Linked DNA regions of Homo sapiens: region 2 is linked to region 1. A link is a loop called in an ENCODE intact Hi-C map of the cell type or tissue named here. Cell type or tissue: endothelial cell of umbilical vein. All regions are shown on one strand. Links, peaks and the distances in the headings refer to the core of each region. The heading gives the core; the rest is flanking DNA.

Region 1 (10,442 bases), core at 1,437-9,436:
TGTCTGAGACTGAGCCCATGCTCTTTCTACGATATTTGCTGGTATGGATTCATTTCCCCCTTTAGTGTTCCAAGTAGCTTTGCTATTTATAAAAAGAAAGAACTGAGTACATGCCTCATCTCAACTACTTGATGAGGTAAGGGCATCAAAAAGGAATTTACTGTGAAACAAACAAACTTTGAGCAGGCATGTTTCACAAAGCAGATTTACTCAATGATTGATTATACCCTCCAAATTTATTTTCTCTGTTAAAATGGCCATCATTCTTTAAAAGGCAATTCCATGTATCAAGTAAACAGATTTTACAAGCAGTTTGTTTTGCCCGTTAGGCTGTAAGTTCCTAAGAGGAACTCAGAAATATTTTTTTGAATGAATTAACTTGGTTGAGGGTCTGGACAGGGATTTTCTATGTTGTTTAATTCTGTTCAAAACAAATAAACTGGCTCCTCAGAAACAGCTTACAACCACAATTATGGTAACAGTTCTCTGTGGTGGTGGGGAAGACTGGGGGGATTTTGGTCAAAGGATACAACATTTCAGTTAGACAGGAGGGATAAGTTCGAGAGATTTATGGTACAACATGGTGACTAGAGTTGATAACAATGTATCATGTACTTGAAAATCACTAAGAGTAGATTTTAAGTGTTCTCATCATGCACAAAAAATAAGTATGTGAGGTAATGCATATATTAACTTAATTTAGCCATTCCATAATGTATACATATTTCAAAACATTTTGCTGTACACCATAAATGCACACAATTTTTATGTGTCAATTTTTTTTTTTTAAGTTTCTAAACAGCTGGTTGTAAGACCAGACCCAAAGGGTGGGGTTTGGGGGTGGGATGGAGGTAAAAGACCTGAGTGTGATTTTTTTTTTTTTTTTTTTTTGAGACAGAGTCTTGCTCGGTCGCCCAGGCTGGAGTGCTGTGGCGCATTTTCAGCTCACTGCAACCTCTGCCTCCCATGTTCAAGCCATTCTCCTTCCTCAGCCTTCCGAGTAGCTGGGACTACAGGCGCCCACCACCACGCCCAGCTGATTTTTGTATTTTTAGTAGAGACAGGGTTTCACCATGTTGGCCAGGCTGGTCTTGAACTCCTGACCTCAGGTGATCCGCCCGCCTCAGCCTCCCAAAGTGCTGGTATTACAGGCATGAGCCACCATGCCCAGCCCTGAGAGTGATTATTGTCTGCAGTTAAACAAAATAAATTTACAAAGCTTCTCATTGAACCTGTGGATGAGGAAAATCATGAAAAACGTTGTTGGTGGATGGGAATCCATTTATTGCTCATGTTAGGTGTGAAATGCTTCTTGACAGTCTCTTTATTTAGTGGGCTGTCTTTTGCTATTCCTGTGAGCCTAGAATTTCTACAGGTTTGCTAGTGCACTCAGTCTCTCTATTCATCAGTTATGATTTTATCCCCAACTGTCTCCTCTATTTGTGGCTGCAGAGGGCCCACCCTAGTGGTGAGAACAGTACAGTGTCTGATGCATTCACGGTGAGGCGATATCTAAGTTTTAATACATGTTGACAGAAATAAGTGAGCATAATTTGACAGAATAACTTATTTATCTTTCAGAAAGCAGCGCCGACAACCTGATGCAAGTCACCCTTGGGAGACGCTTACTGAGAAAGTGAATGACTTGAAAGGGCTGAGGGCCGGGAGAAAGGGGGCCTCTCTCCACATGAGATGCAAGCCCGCAGCAGGAGAGGGGAAGCCGCTGCTGAGAGCGCTTCCCATGAGTGAGCACGACACTGCCAGGCCTTAAGGGATGTGCCATTTCCTTTCTCTTTGGAGTGATGAAGATGGCAGGTGAAATTTTCAGGAGCGTGGCCCACAGAGCCTTCCTGAGGTTCTGAACTACATAGAGGTGCTAGTGCACTGAGAGTTAAAGCCCCAAGTCCTCCCCACAGAGCTTAATACCACCCAAATGTTCCTTGTTACAGCTTTTAATTCCTGAAACACCGACACATGGATGAGACTTGTTATCATCCTCTTTCGTTTTTTTAGCAACCCAATGAACCTCCCTCATGGCTTTCATAACTTGCTTTTAAACCCCTTGAAAATACCGCTGCAGTGTGGCTTTCTCTGCTCCATTGCCCCATGGGAAGGAACATCCTCAAATTACCCTCTTTCTCTTTCTCTGCATCAACACATAGAAAGTGCTGGCTCATCATTCATCTCCCACACTCCTTTCCTATTTCTTTACGCCCTGACTTCAAGTGCTCAAACATTTTAGCCAAATCTCTAATTAAGAGAAAAGAGAAGCCCCTGGAGAGAGGAGGAGCTGCATACCAAGGCCTGGGGCTCTAGCTGCATGATAGCTGGTCGCAGCTTTGTAACGGACAGTTTAGTCTTTCACCGGTTCTCATTAACACTGTCTAAGAGATCCGCAGGTTTGCCCAGTGACAGGTCTGTATGGAATGCGGCACCCAGGATGCCTCTGTCCCTTGGTGACTGAAGAAGCATTTGATTCGTTGGGCTGCCCAATGATTTATTGGGAGTGACCAAATTGTGCTTTCAAAAAGACGAAGTGTGGAAATAAAGACAGGAATCAAGGTTTGCTCCGTGCCTACTGCGGGTCAGCATCGTAAGAAGCACTACATTGGGTAAGGACACACATTTTGGAGTCATCCCGTCCTGGGTTACATTTTTGGGTCCCTTCCTTCTCCAGCTGTGTGAAATTAATCAAATCACATATTTCCCGGACATTCCTCTTCTGTAAATGTGGATAATACTCTCTCTCTCTCTCATAGGATGTGGTGGGGATCAAATGAGAAAACAGACCTACAGCACCAGAAGAATGGATGACAGAGGTTAGTTATGATTCTGTTTCTTTAATTGTGTTATCTCATTAAATATTAGATAATAATGTAGGGTAGTTAGGGGTCTCAGCTCCATTTGATCAAGGAATTTAAGCACCAGAATGTTAATCCTGTGTGAACATCATCTAAACCCTGGTCAGACTGGATCCCAAATTGTGCTTTTTCTCCTGCCCCTGAGGAATGTATTGGTTGCATATGTGGGTGGCAATGAGGCAGCTAAAATTAATGACCCTCCAGACCAAGCACAATGACCTTGCAAAGCAATTGGGCTTCAGATGCAACCTACACACGTTCTTTTTTTTATTATTAGCATCGCCTGGAGACAGCCTCCCTATACCAAACAAAGCCAGCTTTTCCTGCACTGTGCTGTGGAAAATTCCAGAGCCATGGCTGTGCCCTTCTTAGGCTGCTGAGGTCAAAGTCGGTCAGAAATAGGTGAATCTCCATCAGATGGGGCTTTTCCCCAGCAGAGTTTCATCAAGTCAGGTTCAGAACTTGGGATCCTTGGTCCCCCTATGGACTGCTCACTGCACTTGGGCTGTACCTGCTTCTTCACTGAGTGGGTGGGGGCTCCCCTACTTGGCAGGTATCAGGACACATTGTACAGTCCTTCCCACCTCATTGAGGTGGAGCACATAAACAGATGAGAATGAAAGTGAGGGCAGCGGCGTTTGTATGGATGGGGGTGGGGAATGTGGTGTGGAGGGGCAGGAGGCTTCCAAATCCAGGTGTCAGAGAGCTCAGGTGTTTCCTTGCCTACTAACGTCCTTCCCCGTGGTTTGCATCCTATCAGAGCTTTAGGCTGTCCAGAGTGTGGAATCCAGGACTAGAACCTCACTGGTTCCACAGTAGAGAGGATGGCTCTTTCTCCTTTTTGAGATTCCTCTCATTCCCACTGTGTGCTCGGATGACGATGAGCTATCTTCTCCCCACTTGGAAGCATGCCTTCCCCCAAGAGGTGGGGAACTGAAGTGCCTATATCTGGAACCAGGTGTCCTAGATGTGAACCTCAGCCCTGTCTTGGCTACATGTGTAACCTTGGGCAAGTTCCATAACCTCTCTGAGCCTCAGTCAGCTCATCTGTAAAATGGTGATAATCACAGCTAAGAAAATGGCCAGATGGATTAAATTAGTTAACACATGAAATGTGCTTTGAAACATACTGGCACACTAGTAAGCACTCAATAATTTTCAGCTGTTGCTACTCCAGTGAGTAAAACTGGGTCCCTCAGATAAGCAACACCAGAGAGCAAACACCAGAGAGACCTTTAGAAACACTCAACGCTCAACTCACTTCTTATTGTCTGGTGGCTTTGAATAATGTACTTAATCTCTCTTCAGCTTTATAAAATGAGTTCAATTGCTCCAAACTTTGCTAGTTCCTGTTTGTCTCCTGCCTAATATCAGGTAATATTATTCCTTCTCATACTGTGGTTGATTTAGAAGTGCATAGTAATGGCTGGGTAATAGTAATGGTGGTGGCTCACGCCTGTAACCCCAGCACTTTGGGAGGCTGAGGCAGGTGGATCTGAGACCAGCCTGGCCAACATGGTGAAACTCCATCTCTACTAAATACAAAAAATTAGCCAGGAGTGGTGGCGCATGCCTGTAGTCCCAGCTACTTGGGAGGCTGAGGCAGTCGAATTGCTTGAACCCGGGAGATGGAGGTTGCAGTGAGCCAAAATTGCACCATTGCACTCCAGCCTGGGTGACAGCGAGACGCCATCTCAAAAACAAACAAAAAAAGAAATGCGTAGTAAGTATACACAAAATATTTCAAAAGGATTTCTTCTCCACAACTCTTCAGGGACCCCTTAAGAAAACAGACTCCAATTGTATTAACCATTGTATTACTTTTAAGAAGTCAACCAGGCATGGTTCTATTTGGCACCAAAGTTCTATTCAGGAAATGGCAGCCCCCTTCCCTTTGACCCCCAATACTAAATCTACAGTTCTAGAACAATTCACTTCCTAAAAAATTGTGGGCATCTTAAACCAATATTGGACAGAAAGGCAGGTCAGCTCTTCCTCTATTGCTTAATATTATCCTTCTTGTTGCCTTATGGAGGAAGCTCTTGAGAGTAATATAATATTGTTTGTGACACTCACTGATCTTCACCCAGCTCTTAGCACAGTGGTCAGGAATTGGTTGTGAGCTAACTTGTGCAACCTCAATATAAACCCAAGGAATTGTTTCTTTGACATTAATAACATCATGAGAGGATGCTTGACTCATCAAAACATTTCAGAGTGGTATGACTCAATGCATTCTTGCTCTTTTTTCCTTTCCTGAATGCCTTGATATCTCCTTTCAAGGCTCTACATGCTTCTCTCTACCCCATCTATGCTGTAGAGCGCCGGGTTCCACCAGTGGCATTGTAGCCTCTGTCTCCCTCCACCATATGGACCTGAGAACTTGCCTTCTCAGCCTAGTCCTACAGAGAAGTCCTGCGGAGTCATGTAGAGGACAGAGGAGGAGCTTGCAAAAAACCTCTGACTTTGCTAGAAACATTGTAGCTCTAGAAAGTCTATGTGGCCTCTAGAACAATTCAGTCCCTCTGGTAGAAGAGCCGATTGCAGTGCCTTCAAACTCTCCCCCTTGGAGTCTGACTCCAGTCCCCATTTTTTTTTGTTTTAATTTTTAATTTTTTTAGACAGAATCATGCTTTGTCACCCAGGCTGGAGTGCAGTGGTGTGATCTTGGCTTACTGCAACCTCTGCTTCCCAGGTTCAAGCAATTCTCCTGCCTCAGCCTCTGAGTAGCTGGGACTACAGGTGTGTGCTACCACACTCAGCTAATTTTTGTATTTTTGGTAGAGACTGGGTTTCACCATGTTAATCAGGTGGTCTTGCACTCCTGACCCCAGGTGATCCTTACAGAGAAGGATCGCCTGCCTGCCTTGGTCTCCCAAAGTGCTGGGATTACAGGCATGAGCCACCACACCTGGCCTCCACTCTCCATTATTATCAAGCCCACCCCAAGCAGGCCCTCAGCGTCTCCCTTGGAGGCCACCACACCTTCCTGAATTAGTTAAGTAACTTTCCCCTTGGTGGCCTCTTTAGCAGCATCTCTAGGGAACAAGCAACCAGTGAAACAAGTCTGGGCCCCATATCGGGGGTCCTGGGCCTTCAAAGCCTAGCCCAGCCCATGGCTTAGGTCTGCAGCTACCAGGCAGGCTTAGCATCCACAGCTCAGGAAGCCTGCCTTTCCCTGGAAACTCGATTCTAGTGATCATCTCAGGCAGAGCTGGTGACTCAGGCCCTCCTCCCCTTCCCAAACTCCCTCTGGCTGCTGTCTGACCTGCTGTGACTTCTTTTTGCTTTCAAGGCTGCTCTTGATATTTATCTTAACCAGATTTTACATGGTATGATGTGCCTGGGGCCCCAAATTTTCCTGGGGAAGGCCAATTCCTCTCTCTGCTGTTCACAGTTTGCCAAAATGGGCAGGGATGGGCTGTGGAAAAGCTGCCTGTGGGCTTGGGGAACTTGAACAGTCTTTGGCTTATGCAATTGTCTAGTGTCATTTAGGTTATAATTTTCTAAAGATGAATTTGTCAGAGGCCAACATTTTCTATGGAATAAAAACAACCAGCTTACAACAGTAGCATGAATGATAGACTTGCAAAATGGCTAAAGAAGTAGGGAGAGGAGAAAGTTGTAGTTGTATTGTTTGGGGAGCGTAAGTCCAGGCATTGGGTCAAAGATAAGGGAAGCTTTTCTAGAAAAGCTTTCTCAATATTTTCACACTTAATTCTCAGAGCCAGTTTATGGAGGTGAGCATTGCTCTCCTCTTACAGATGAGGAAACCAAGGCTCAGGAAATGTAAGCAGTCTGTCCAAGGTCACTGAATTAGTAATAATAAGAACAGCTAACACTTATTTCATGATTACCATATGCTAGGAATTGTTCGGAGTGCTCCACAAATACTAACTTACTTGATCCTTACAATAACTTGACCCTGTTGGGAGAAAGGCATTGTATACTGCTTGTTTTTTAAATCATCCCCAAGGCCTGCTTTTTGTTGTTGTTGTTGAGAAAGTTGAGGCAATGAGACATTAGTGGTCTGTTAAGGTCACCTAGCTGTTGCCAGAGCTGGGACTTAAACCAAGAAGTCAGACTCCAAACTCTCCTCTTTTAACCAGAGTTTTGCTATACATACCCTTTTTCAAGAAAGTAGTAGAGATGAGATTTCATGTTTAAATGGCACCCCCCTTCCAATATCCTAGAAATTCAAATCACTGGTGGGCTGCGTGCACACACACATATGTGTGTGTGTGTGCACGTGTGTGTGTGTGAGTGAATGTGGGGAAAAAGTCAAACATGCAATCCTAGACTCCTCAATCATGTAATCTGGAACTATTTGCTTGCCTACCATTTTCTTGCATGGGGCGTGGAGTGTTGGAAGAAGGCTCACTTTCTACCCTTTGTGGGATAGAATCAGCTCACATCAACTATCAAGAAAACTAGCCAATGTAGAATCAAGTGTTCAAATCTAAGTCTTGTCCAGAGCAGCTGGTTCTGATTATACTCTTCCCCGAGGACAGGGCCATCTCTTGCTTATTCTGGGGTCTCCGTGGCCTCACTGTATGAGTGGAAGATTGTTCCTAAGTGTGAGGAATTCATTCCATTTTTTTGTTTGTTGAACTGCAAATCAGATTGCCTTGGGCATGAAAGAATGGAGGATGTGGTTAAGTGGGCAGGAGGGAAAGTGGAGAATGTTTCAGAGAGAGACAAGGAAAGCAAAGGGTTGAAGGTAGAATAAGTCTGATGTCTCTGGGAGCAGGCAAATGATTGGGTTGACTGAAGTAGAAACTGAGTTCGAGAGAAATGAAAAATGACCTTGGATGGAGGATGTAGACAGATAACGGAACATCAGTTAGAGGGGTATCAAGTGGGTACAGCTGGTCAAAGGGAGTCACTGAAGATTTAGAAAGAGATAAAGTCTATGCTGGGCACAACTTTGGTGAAGATCACCCTGGTCAAGGGAGACTAAATGAATTGAAAGACAGCGTCCAGAAAATCAACCAGGAGATGGCTGCAGTAAGCCAGGGTGAGGGAGTGGAACCACTACAACCAAAATGGTGAGGACAGAGTGGTCCCCAGAAAATTGAGCCATCAGATCTCAGGGACAGATGGCTTTTAGAGCTCATCTACTCTAGCTGCCTTTATTTACCCTGTCCCCAGGGAATGGGTTGAATTCCCTCAATGATTTTCTAGCCCAGCCAGTGACTGCTCAGTGTTTGAATGAATACCGAAAAGGAAGAAGAACTCACTACCTCCTCTTCCATTTTTGGAAAACTTCAACTATCTGAAATATCTTTGTAGTAGGCTAAATCTGGCCTCCCATGAAATTTTATACATGGGTCATTACAGAAGAATCAGCTTCTCTGAACAAAAAGAATGATATTTATGGGAATAATGAAAAGAGAGAAGATCTGAGTCCAAGGCATGGACGCATGGTTTTGAGTAGGTCGGTGAAACCCCGTGGGGCTTAGTCACTTCTGTGGAAATGACAATGATACATGTCCTGCCTAGTTCTCTGCTCCACTTGGAGGATCAAATGATAGCTTTGTGACAATGCTTTGGAAACTTCAAAGTGTCACATATAGGAGGGGCAGATAAGATCCTTAATGCTCTGCAGGAGGGACTATGGTACATAAGTAGCTGGGAAAGCCAGATCCATATTCCAGCTCTGCCACTTTCTAGCTGTGTGGTGTTTTAGGCTTGCTACTTAACTTTTCTAACCCTCGTTTCCATAGGTGCAAAAAAATATAAAAATAACCCTACCTCAGAAAGTTGTTGTAATGACTAAATTTGATAAAGTATTTAAAGGCACTTAGCACAGGGTTTGTCTGGAATATAACAAATGGTGAATAAATGTCATTATGACTGATAAATGATGACAACCTGCATATAGGAAATGAGTGGAGAAAAAGGAGTCGAGTTGATGGACTTAAACTTGAGTGAGTTAAGAAAATGGTGGTAGCATTGCCAGAGCCTGGGAATATAGGAAAGCTGGTTGGAATGATCTAGCAGATGTATTGAAACTAAGCAACTCCTGGCGTAGCACTGTGCGTTTAACCACATGCCACAGGCAGTACTTTGTCAATGGCAGTATTTTGTCAGTGGCAGTATTTTCAGCCTGCTCAATGCTGGATGGCTGTGTTCTTTCTCTAACACACAACTCTTGTGATATCAACAAGACACACAACTCTTGTTATCTCTCCTGCTATATCAACCCATATAACAAGAGTTGATGGAGCAAAATATAGTGCAGACGCTCACAGCCCCTTCCCCCTACAGCCATGCCATAAGCAATCAGGAGTGCCTTTCATTGTTGCCAGATAGAGTGTCATGTTTAGGTACCAAAATGATGAAAGAAATGTCATCACCTACACATTCCTTCAGAGGGGCCATCCTGTCCTTGGCCAGCAGAACTGTCTGGCGGAAGAGTTGCACATCCGTAGATACTTGGCATAAAACTCACACGAAGAGAAGGTAAGTAGTTACAAAGGGCTTTTCTCACAGTGGTCTCAGTGGCTGGGACCATTTAGAATGGTCCCAAGCGTAGCTGCTATTTAATCAATTATGAAGTGCTAGGTAAAAGATGAACCAGCATTAGCAGGTAAAAGGTGCAGTGCTTGCTGGGGGTGAATGCTCATGGCGGGTGCAGTGAGGAGCATTTTGTATCAACCCACCTAAGTGCCTTGTAGGGCAAGAGCATGACTTTGATTTTTTTTTTGAGACACGGTCTCATTCTCTCACCCAGGCTGGAGTGCAAAGGCACAATCACAGCTTACTGCAGCCTCAAGCTCCCAGGCTTAAGCACTCATCTAGCCTCAGCCTCCTGAGTAGCTGGGACCACAGGCGTGCACCGCCATGCCTGACTAATTGTTTTATTTTTGTAGACATAGCATTTCCCTATGTTGTCGATGTTAGTCTTGAACTTTTTGGCCTCCAGTGATCCTCCCACCTCAGCCTCCCCAAGTGCTGGGATTACAGGTGTGAGCCACCATGCCCAGACTTAAGATCTTTTGAGGTCAGGAGAGGGAGAAAGCTTTGGAAAGCCTCTCAAGAAAGTTTCTTCAATTGACTATCAGACAAACCAGTCTCCACTTATGGGAGCCCCATTTTACAGATGAAGAAGCTAATAATTAGAGTTTCTACAGCTTGCCCCAAATCACACAATTTGTCTTGTTCCCTCTCCAAATCCAGCTAGGCTGAGGGAAAGAAATAATAATTTTAGAAAGATGCAGAGAGAAATAAAGGCAAAGCAATACCCAGGGATGATAGGTGCCAGGTCATCTCTAGCTTAGCAAAGGACTTCATACGAATGGATGTTGATAGTAACATTCAATTAACTCATCCCACATGGCAAACTTTCAGTTATGTATCCTGGAATTTCTTCTGCTTCTCTGCCCTTAAATCTCTTCCATAAAGTAGTGGTTTCTAAACAATTCTTCTCAGTCCAGATCTTTCTCCTGAGTTCAATAATCCTGCATCTATTGCCCACTGGATTCTCCACCTGGATACTTTACAGGTATCTCCAAATTACCATGTTCAACAAGCCTTACCACTTTAGCCCAGCACTGATACCCCTCCTGTGCTTCCAAT
Region 2 (10,442 bases), core at 1,502-9,501, 160 kb before region 1:
AGGTGGAGGTTGCAGTGAGTCAAGATTGTGCTACTGCACTCCAGCCTAGGTGACAGAGTCTCAAAAAAAAAAAAAGTTAATTATGTATTTCTAGAGTGTTCAGAAAGTTGGGAAACATGGGATGAACTTTTTTCTTTACATCTTCCATATTGTATATTCTTTTACTTAGTAGCAAAAGATCGAATGCTTTTTTAACCTCATTTATTTGTGGGCAGAACACTTAAAATCTACTCTCTTAGCAACCAGGGTGAACTTTTTTTTTTTTTTAAGACGGAGTCTCGCTGTGTTGCCCAGGCTGGAATGCAATGGCGCAATCTCGGCTCACTGCAACCTCTGCCTCCCGGGTTCAAGCAATTCTTCTGCCTCAGCTTCCTGAATAGATGGGATTACAGGCACCTGCCACCACACCTGTCTAATTTTTGTATTTGTAGTAGAGACGGGGTTTCACCATGTTAGCCAGGCTGGTCTCAAACTCCCGACCTCAGGGGATCCACCTGCCTCGGCCTCCAAAAGTGTTGGGATTACAGGCGTAAACCACCGTGCACGGCCAACTTATTTTTAAACAGGATATTGTATTTGCAAATTTCATGCCCAGTATGTTTTCATTAGGTTTTTAGACATCTTTTTAGGTAAAGTACTTCTAAATTTAATGAGCCCAACTATTAATGTGGAAAAAAACCCACACACATACTCTATAGAGCATTTCTTTACTTGCATCAATAAATACTTATAGAGCACTTCATCAATAAATACTGTAAATGCCACATGTGTCTAGTGGCCACTGTATTAGACAATGCAACTATGAGGGTCTATAAGTCTGGAAACAGGAGATAGTAAATTGTACTTTTTTTTTCAGATTAACACTTGGACTCACTGCTTTAATTTTGAGCAGCTTCATCTGAAAATGTATTGAGCATTTTACCTGAAAATATAACTACATTCTGACTAAACTTTTTTTTTTTAATCTGAAGCGGAGAAATGCAGTCCATAGTGTATCTCTATCTTGATTGTAGGAAGCTTAGGGCTAAATTAGTTCAGTCACAGTAACTATAATTACTTAGAACCGTGATTTTCAAAACGTTCTCCAAAGAGCCCTGGGGCCTCACAGAAGTGTCTTGGTGATGAGCAAGCAAAGGGGTCTCTGCCCCTTCCCAACCTTAAGACAGCAATATTTTTCATTTGTTCGTTTGTTTTAAATTTGTTTAGAGATGGGATCTCGCTCTGTTGCCCATACTGGTGTGCAGTGGCGTGATCATAGCTCACTGCAGCCTAGAACTCCTGGGCTCAAGGGATCCTCGCGCCTTAGCCTTCCCAGTAGCTGGGACTACACGTACGTGCCACTGTGCTCAGCACTTTTTGTTGTTGTTGTTTTTTAAGAGTCAGGGTCTTCCTCTGACACCCAGGCTGGAGTGCAGTGACATGATCATGGCTCATTGCAGCCTCAAATTCCTGGCATCAAGTGATCCTCCTGCCTCAGTCTCCCAAGGAGCTGAAATCACAGGCCTGGATCATTGCGCCTGGCTTGTGCAGCACTCTCAATTGTTTTATTTTTATTCATTTACTTATTCTCACCCATGGACTCAGGTCACACTAATTGTTTTATATATGGGTTCCTTAGAAGACTTCATTGCGTAAAAAGGCCTCCAATGCTAAGAAGTACTAGGTAACTTCTGCTTGGTTTGATTATTTACACTTCCTTCCTCCTCCCTCATGGTTCACATTCTCTATTTTCACATCAACAACATACACATAATAGGCAGCGCCTCAAGCACTTTTCTGGAAGCAGTCCATGTCAATCCTAGGAGTCACCACCTCTAGGGCACTGAGCGGATTCCCAGGTGTGTGTTCTGCTTGGCTCCAAGTAAACATATACCAGCTGCTAACCACAAGTCAGTCATGGGAATTTCAGGCTCATTTCAGAGGCCCTTTAGGTCTTTCTGAGCCTTCAAAATATTTTCTGGGGTTGCCCAGGGAGTTGTTTTGCTTACTGATTTGAGGATATTTCAAATTTATTAATGGCTCCTCATCTAGTACAGAATTTCTGTCAAATGAAGTTTTTGTTTTATTTTACATTTTATCTCCTGAAATCAACAAAACTTAAGATTCTGAGCTTCCCAGCATATTTCAAAACCAGACTTTTCCCCTGGCCCTTCATCTGACCAGCTGATTTATTCGGTTCTCTACTATTTTCTGTGGACTTGGTTTGAGTATGTTTTTGAAATTTTAGAAGATGGAAGGCAATGTTACCTTGGATTCTTTGCTCTTTTGGAAAGTTTATTTTCTTCCTTTTTAGACAGTTTTCCTTTTTAGACAGTCTTGCTTTGTTATTGCAACAGCTTAACTACATTGAAGATACCTCGTTCTTTGTAACATTTTAAAAGATAAGCAGAGATAACTGGATGCACATTGAACATTCAAAAGAAAAAAAATTTTTAAAAAAGAAAAATGAGGCCAGCATGGTGGTTCTCGCCTATAGTCCCAGCATTTTGGGAGGCAGAGGTGGGAGGATCACTTGATCCTGGAGTTCAAGGACAGCCTGGGCAACATGGTGAAGCCCTGTCTCCACAAAAAATACAAAAATTAGCTGGGTGTGGCGGTGTGTGCCTGTGGTCCCAGCTACTCCAGAGGCTGAGGTGGGAGGATAGCTTCAGTCTAGGAGGTAGAGGCTGCAATGAGCCATAATTGCATCATTGCATTCCAGACTGCAGACTGGGTGACAGAGTATGACTCTGTCTCAAAAAAGAAAAAGAAAAAAAAGAAAACCAGAAAAAAAAATTAGGTCCCCATGTTTCACTGTAGAGATTCAACAGGTGAGAGAGTATATTTTCTCCATTTCATCTACTGAACTGGTAAATTTCAGCAGTTGTAGCAGCAAGAATTTCAACGTGCTTTTCTTTATATCACTTCATTGTTCATCACAATACATCTGAACCATCTAGCTAGATGTCACTGTTACTGCACTTCAGAAGAAACTGAAAGTCAAAGATAAACTGAGACCAACTCAAACGGTGTAGCCAATATACCTCAGAGCTAAGCGTCAAATCTTAGTCTTCAGCTTAGATTCAGAGGGACATAATCTTAGTAGAATCAGGCTTAGCTGCCATGCCCTGGAGTTGTGAACATCTGGGACTCGGGTCCCTGTGAGCTGTGGATGCTGGAGGGTAAGTGAGGACGATCTGCAGGCCCACCAGTACAGCTTCTGTAGGACATGTCAGTTCATCCTTTGCTTGGCTCTTGCCGCTGCTAGCTGGATTGTTTCAGGCACCAGGATAAAGTTAGCAAAGTTGGAGATCAACCTTTTAGCAGAGGCAGCAAAAAGGCAGAAACTTCATAGACACATAAGCCCTAATCAACTTGATACACTGTGGACAGGAACAAAGTCTCTGAGCCTGGAGGAATTGGGATGTAACAAGGATCCAGAACACAGACTGGACCAGAATAGTCAACTAATGTCAGGAGAGAATAAGCTTAAATCTAAGCCCCTGGCAAGCTTCTTGGCCTACCTGTTGTTATTCCTTTGACTCATAGCTATCTTTTGTTCCCTGTAGAGTTTTACCACACCTGGACTCTCCATAGCAAGCTCATGTTCCCTAGTAATCCCCAAACTCTGATTGCTTATCCAGATTCCAAGCCTTGGCTCATTTCTTCCCATTCCCTCCACTTATGCCTACCCATCTGTAAGATGATGCAAATAAGGAGCCCTTCATTTCTTCATACTTTTGGAAGAGGCTGCCCAGGGTAAAATCTTCGTGATAGATGCAAATTGATACACATTCCAAGTCCTAGAAAATCCAGGTCATGCTAAAAGATTGTGAAACCCTTTCTGCCCATAACTAATTTCAATTTATAAGGGAGTGGAGTTGAAGAGGGGAGGGGGGAAGAATTCCTTTGGAGATATCAGTGTGCTCCGCCTATATCCCCTTTAAGTATCAATCAGGGAGCTTGACTTGTGTCCCCCTAGCTTAGGAGGTGGGACATAAGAATTGTATGAGAAGTTGTGGCTGGATTGGCAAGAGAACACAGCAGGAAGAGAGAAGGCAGCACTTTCATCCTCTCTGTAGGGGGTTGAGGGTGGACAAAGATGCATGCTTCCCATGGACCAGGTCTGCAGATATGACTGGAGTCATATTTGCAGAAGATTCCATTCAAGATGGCAGCCTGGAGAGGTAAAGTGACCCAGAAGAGGGACAGATGAAAGACTTCCAGAAGCTCAGGGTCTGAAATGCTTCTTGGAGGCAGTCTGCTAAAGGAGGCATTGGGCATACTACAGACATTGCAATTGAATTGCCCCAAAAGGGAAAGTTCAGAAAGAGAATATGTTTTCATCACAGCAAGCTGAGAGTCAGCCACGTAGGGTTGGGTTCTCTTCCCTAATCTAGAGTTTCTCAAACTATATACTGTGAGATCAAATTAGTGGATTTTGGTCATCTTTTAAAAAATAATAATAAACTAGAAAGCATTGGAAAATATATTGGTTGGATAAATATTGTTTCCTGAAACTTTTGCTTCAGTTTTATAAATAAGTGTTGGTGTAAATTTTATTTTTTACTGTGAATGTGGTCCAAAAAAGTGAAAAGTTCCTGTTTTAATTTGTTCTCCCTGTGCTTGGTTTTGGAGGGATTAGGCAGCTGCAATACGGGAGATCAAGATCAAGGCCTCTGGAGCCAGGCAAGTTATTTTACCTCTTTGTGGTTTAGTGTCTTATCCATAAAACCCGGATAACAATAGTGCCTACCTCATAGGGTTGTTAGGATGATTAAAAGGATGAAACTATCTGATCCATGCAAAGTGCTTCTAATGGTACCTAAAAAACAGTATGTGCTTCACAAATGCCAATTGTTTTTGTGGTGCTGGAGATTTTTTTTTATCATGGCCAAAGATAACAATGTGATTTTAAAGACACAGTAAATTCTTCCCTAAATTATGTGCACAGTCCAGTTTTGTTCAGGTCAAGACAATGATTTCTGTGAGCAAATACATACTCCTTAAATATTTATGGAGTAGCTATTGTATGCTGGCATTCTGCTATGTGCTAGGGGTACAGAGTGGAATAAAATAATATCCCTGACCTTGAAGAACATACAGTCTCCAAAAGAAATTCCAATTTATTTGACTTTATCTTCATCACCCCCATGTGGTGCCTGGCATATTGTAGGTCCCTAGGGAATAGATGTTTGTTTGTTTGTTTGTTTAAGAGACAAGGTCTTGCTCTGTCACCCAGACTGGAGTGCAGTGGTGGGATTGTAGCTCACTACAGCCTCCAACTCCTGAACTCAAGCGATCCTCCCACCTCAGCCTCCCAAGTAGCTGGGACCACAGGTGTGCACCACCATGCTTAGCTAGTTTTTAATTTTTTTGTAAAGATGGGATCTCCCTATGTTACTCAGCTGGTTTCGAATGCCTGGACTCAAGCAATCCTCCCAGCTCAGTCTCCCAAAGTGCTGGGATTACAGGTGTGAGCCACCACACCTGGCCTCTAGAAAATATATATTGAGTGCATTTTGTTGGAAGGAATCATTAGCTCTCTTTACCTCAGCCAGATGCAGTAAATAAGGGAGCCTCTTATCATGTCATCTTTTCTTTTCTTTTCTTTTTTGAGATGGAGTTTATCTCTTGTTGCCCAAGCTGGAGTGCAATGGTGCGATCTCAGCTCACCACAACCTCCGTCTCCCCGGTTCAAGCAATTCTCCTGCCTCAGCCTCCCGAGTAGCTGGGATTACAGGCACACACCACCACGCCCGCCTAATTTTTTGTATTTTTAGTAGAGACGGGGTTTCTCCACGTTGGTCAGGCTGGTCTCAAACTCCCGACCTCAGGTGATCTGCCCACCTTGGCCTTCCAAAGCATGTCATCTTTTCTAGTACATTTGAGATGTGGAGGAAAGAACAGCAGCATCGGAGACTTTTTCTGTAAATGCCAAAGGTTTCCAAAAGTCTACATTTGAAGAAAGATGAATTTGCTCTTGTAGACATCCTCTGGTGTCTCCTTTATACTGTTTATTGAAAAAAGTTTCTAGGGAAGGAAAAAGAAAGGAAACAGATGGCTCCAAATGACAGAGCAGAATCTTACGATTTCTTCTCTCTTTGCTGCTTGGAGCAGCTGAGAAGCCAGCAGGAAAGAAAAGCAGGGATGTTGTGTGTCCTCCTGAATCATTCATCACCTCCTTCCTCCACTCCAGCATTCCCAGTCCCTCAGCTATGTAAACAGAGCTCTGACGTCACAGCCCAGGGAGGTCAGGCAGGGTGAGTAGGGCCAACACTTCCTCCCACACCCTGCTGTTCAAAGCATTGCAGACTTCCAAGCAGGTTGCATGGGAAATTAACCAATTGACAGGGTGGTTTTGTTTTTGTTTTTGTTTTTGTTTTTTTTAGCACAGAGGGAGTAAGAACCAGAGAAGAAATGGAAAAAAAAAAAGGGTGATTTGTGATTTGGGACAATAAAGCCATCCCTAACCTTGCTTTGGAAAGAGTATAGAGCTGTAGGCTGTAGAGTGACAACACTAGTGCGGCCCAGGGTCAGAATGTGGGCGCGTCTCCTAAAAGGGCCAAGAACTACCATTAGAAAGGGCAACAGTAAAAATTGACACTTAATTGTCATGTGCGTTTACACGTTTATAACGCACAATGCATACCCGTATATATTATGTCAAATGAGTTGGCCAGTGTCACGTGGAGCTGAAATGGGAATGAAGATATCCTGGACTTGAAGACCAGCTTGCTTTTAATTAAGCTTTTCATGTCTGAAATTCTTCCCCTTCCATATCAAGCCATCTTCCTCAGTGCTTACATGATTTGTAGATCTTAAAGAGCTGTTCTCCTCCCCTCAAAGCTACCACAGCCCAGGGAGGTCAGGCAGGGTGAGTTTGGTATCTAAATTCTTTGATCCACTTGTGGGTGGAGGTAGATGCAGTAGCTGATGCATTTTGCAAGCTGATCAGTGCTGTGAGTATATTGAATATCAGGGTCAGCTCTGTGGGTGTGCCCTGTGGCCAATCAACAACACAGGGCCTCATGCTTATTTTTAGTTTTTGAGACAGGGTCTCACTTTGTCACCTAGGCTGGAGTGCAGTGGCACAATCTCGACTCACTGCAGCCTTGACCTCCTGGGCTCAAAGGATCCTCCCACCTCAGCCTCACAAATAGCTGGGGCTACAGGTGCCCACCATCCCATCCAGTTAATTTTTGTAGTTTTTGTAGAGACGGGATTTCACCATGTTGCCCAGGCTGGTCTTGAACTCCTGAGCTCAAGGGATCCGCCCACCTCAGCCTCCCAGAATGTTGGGACTACAGGTGTGCACCACCATGCCTGACCAGGGCCTGGTGCTTATATGGGTCCCATGTGCTGCTGCTGCCATCTTGAAATTTGTAATATTTTTACACTGGACACCACAAATTATGTTGCCACTACCAATTGACTTCATTCGTTTTCTGAGAAGCCAAATCCAGATGGTTGGTCTGAGAATATTGTTTGATTTCTCCCAGTTTCTGCAGTATAAGTGGCGCATGCCTACCTAGGACAGATAACAGGTGAACAAGGAAATAATTACATTGGTGTAGCAACTTATAGTTTATGACAGACTTTCATGTGCATAATCTTTAACCCTCACGAACAAATGTCAGGAGACAAGTCTATTTAAGGTAATCAGAAACCCATCTATAGGAGATTAAATTGATTTGATAGGCAAACATCTCTTTAAAAGTGAAAATCAGCAGAAAAACAGGACAAAAAATTATCCAGATGTTACACAGCTGTGCTGCAAAGGAAGTTACAAAGTCAATAAAGGACTCAGTGTGGAGTTTAGCCAAAGGGATCATGCGGAATAAAAATTCCAATCACAAGCCAAGGAAGAGAGAGACATTGTTCTTGGAGCAACTTAGAGCATCAGTCACAAAGATCCCTCATGGTTGCTCACAGCCCAGGGATATACATCATAGAGTCCAGCTGAGAACTCCTTTGTCAAGGATTCTGCCTTTGACTCATCACTTCTTGATTAGCAGTTTGATTTGGTTTCTGTGTCCCTTTTTGTTTTTTAAAGCAACAGATCAATACTGAAAACAGGGTTTAAGCCACCTTTATAAGCTTGTTGGCCTGAGACCTAGACTCTCAAATCCAGACCAAATACAACCTTTTGACAACCCGGCAACACCCAGTCTGTGGTTTCTGATTTGCTTCCACCTGGTTGTCTGACCTAATCTCTTGACTCTGCCTGCCCCAGTTGCACAACTACGGTTCTGATCTGAAGTCTAAAGTCCAGGCTGCTGCTGCTTTTGGCAAGGCACTGGCTGGCTGAATTTCCCTGCGGGAACACAATCTATTGCAACTTTGTCCCTAACTCACAGCCATTTGAGGACAGAATGAGACAAAGAAGGATGCCTTCATGACTTTTCACCTCTGTGGTGCAGATATGCTCACTTTTCCAACTCTTTTCTCAGGGCACTCTTCAAATCCTGCATCTTAAGGGGTTTTCTCCATGCATTCAAAGTAAAATTGACCTAGAAGAAAGACTGGATCATTGTTCTCCCTCCTTTTCCAATGTCCTCAGCATACTCCTAAGATTACCTGTGGCATTGCAGCCAAACTCGAACATTCAAGTTTTTCACAACTTGGAGAGAAAGGAGAGGTTCATTGTAGAAGCATGCATTCTTTTAGATGATCAAGGTATAAATGGGATTTCTATCAAGAGACTATCCTGCTGGGATGCAGCTATGGTTGCTTTATGGAGAGGGAAAAGCTGTAGGGGAGATAAAAACATTTCACCAGAGGTCAAGTACTTGGCCAGTGTATTTATAGATCTTCTGGCCCTTTAACCAAAACTTGATGACTTGAGTCAAGAATGTATTTTATTTTCTCCTGGTTCAGAAGCAAATCACTTTGGGTTTCTGAAAGAGCAGTCCTTTTGTTTCTCTGTCTGCTGAGAAATCAAGTTAGAAAATCCAGTTAATGATCTAGTTACTTAAAACCACTCATTAGAGTGTAATTGCTTTTTGGAGGAAAAAAGGAAGGTCTTGTTAAAAAGAGCTGAGTGGGTGTGTCTTTGGTTCCAGATTAAGTTTATAGAGAAGTCAAATCTACTTTTCTCTCTCTTATGTAATCTTGCTTCACAAATCCTGTCAAAACAGATTCACAGAAGGAAGATTATTAACAAGCTACACAGCTACTAAAATGATATGGGAGGGGTGAGGGAAAATTAACAATTATTGAACCCCTTCTGCATACCAGGAGTATTGATGGTGGGATCTCATTCCTCACAGCAACCTTGGGAGGTCAGGAATGCAAGTTTTCCACATGTAACAGAGAATCAGAAGTTTAGTAACTTGCCCAAGATTCCACATCAGCAAATGTCAGAACTGAAATTCCATCCTAGGAATCTTTGGCTCCCACCCAAACTCATGATGTTTCTGTTATGCCAAGCCCTCTATATAAACATAAATACTGTATAGGAATGATAAATCTAATCATGGCATCACCTACTGAGGTTTATCTCTTTTTGTTTTTAAGACAGAGTCTCACTTCCTTGCCTAGGCTGGAATGCAGCAGTATGATCTCAGCTCACTGCAACCTCCGCTTTCCAGGTTCAAGTGATTCTTATGCCTCAGCCACCCAAGTAGCTGGGATTACAGGCATGCACCACCATGCTCAGCTAAGTTTTGTATTTTTAGTAGACATGGGGTTTGACCATGTTAGCCAGGCTGGTCTTGAACTCCTGACCTCGAGTGATCCACCCACCGCAGCCTCCCAAAGTGCTGGGATTACAGGCGTAAGCCACTGTGCCCAGTCTTTTCTTTTATATATATATATATATATATATATATATATACACACATATATATATATGTATATATATGTGTGTGTGTGTGTGTGTGTGTGTGTGTATGTGTGTGTGTATATATGTATTTTTTTTTAAGACAGAGTCTCACTTCCTCGCCCAGCCTGGAATGCAGTGGTTAGGTCTCAGCTCACTGCAGCCTCTGGTTTCTGGGTTCAAGAGATTCTTATGCCTCAGCCACCTAAGTAGCTGGGATTACAGGTGTGCATCACCACGCCTGATTAAGTTTTGTATTTTTAGTAGACATGGGGTTTCACCATGTTGGCCCAGCTGGTCTTGAACTCCTGACATCAAGTGATCCACCCACCTCAGCCTCCCAAAGTGTTGGGATTACAGGCGTGGGACACTGTGCCCAGCCTTTACTTTGATTTTTTTTTTCCTTTTTTTCTTTTTTTGAAATGGAGTCTCCTTCTGTCACCCAGGCTGGAGTGCAGTGGTGCAATCTTGGCTCTCTGTAACCTCCACCTCCCAGGTTCAAGTGATTCTTATGCCTCAGCCTCCTGAGTAGCTGGGAATACAGGCGTGCACTGCCACATTCAGCTAATTTTCGTATTTTTAGTAGACATGGGGTTTCACCATATTGGCCAGGCTGATCTTGAACTCCTGACCTCAAATG

Evidence for each region. Hi-C counts contacts between places; a loop is a spot of excess contacts. Peaks named below come from ENCODE experiments on the same cell type or tissue, not always from the same donor. Only the 100,000 strongest peaks of a DNase experiment are listed, where the experiment ranks them.
Region 2: a loop joins it to region 1, with 2.3 times the contacts of the local background. A loop is called at or near these places in 2 of 110 quality-filtered maps.

The regions. Positions count from the first base shown.
Region 1 is chr9:76,210,976-76,221,417 of GRCh38, reverse strand. All of the region lies in intron 20 of PCSK5 (proprotein convertase subtilisin/kexin type 5), which reads right to left. Among named protein-coding and RNA genes, the nearest start is that of RFK, 180 kb to the left of the region's middle. In endothelial cell of umbilical vein, for the core only: no CTCF peak of the experiment used is centred there; DNase peaks (open chromatin) are centred at 5,057 and 6,107; H3K27me3 peaks cover 1,157 bases.
Region 2 is chr9:76,371,096-76,381,537 of GRCh38, reverse strand. No RefSeq gene overlaps it. Among named protein-coding and RNA genes, the nearest start is that of RFK, 18 kb to the left of the region's middle. RefSeq lists a silencer at 3,958-4,218. In endothelial cell of umbilical vein, for the core only: no CTCF peak of the experiment used is centred there; DNase peaks (open chromatin) are centred at 1,807, 6,167 and 9,487; H3K27ac peaks cover 1,534 bases.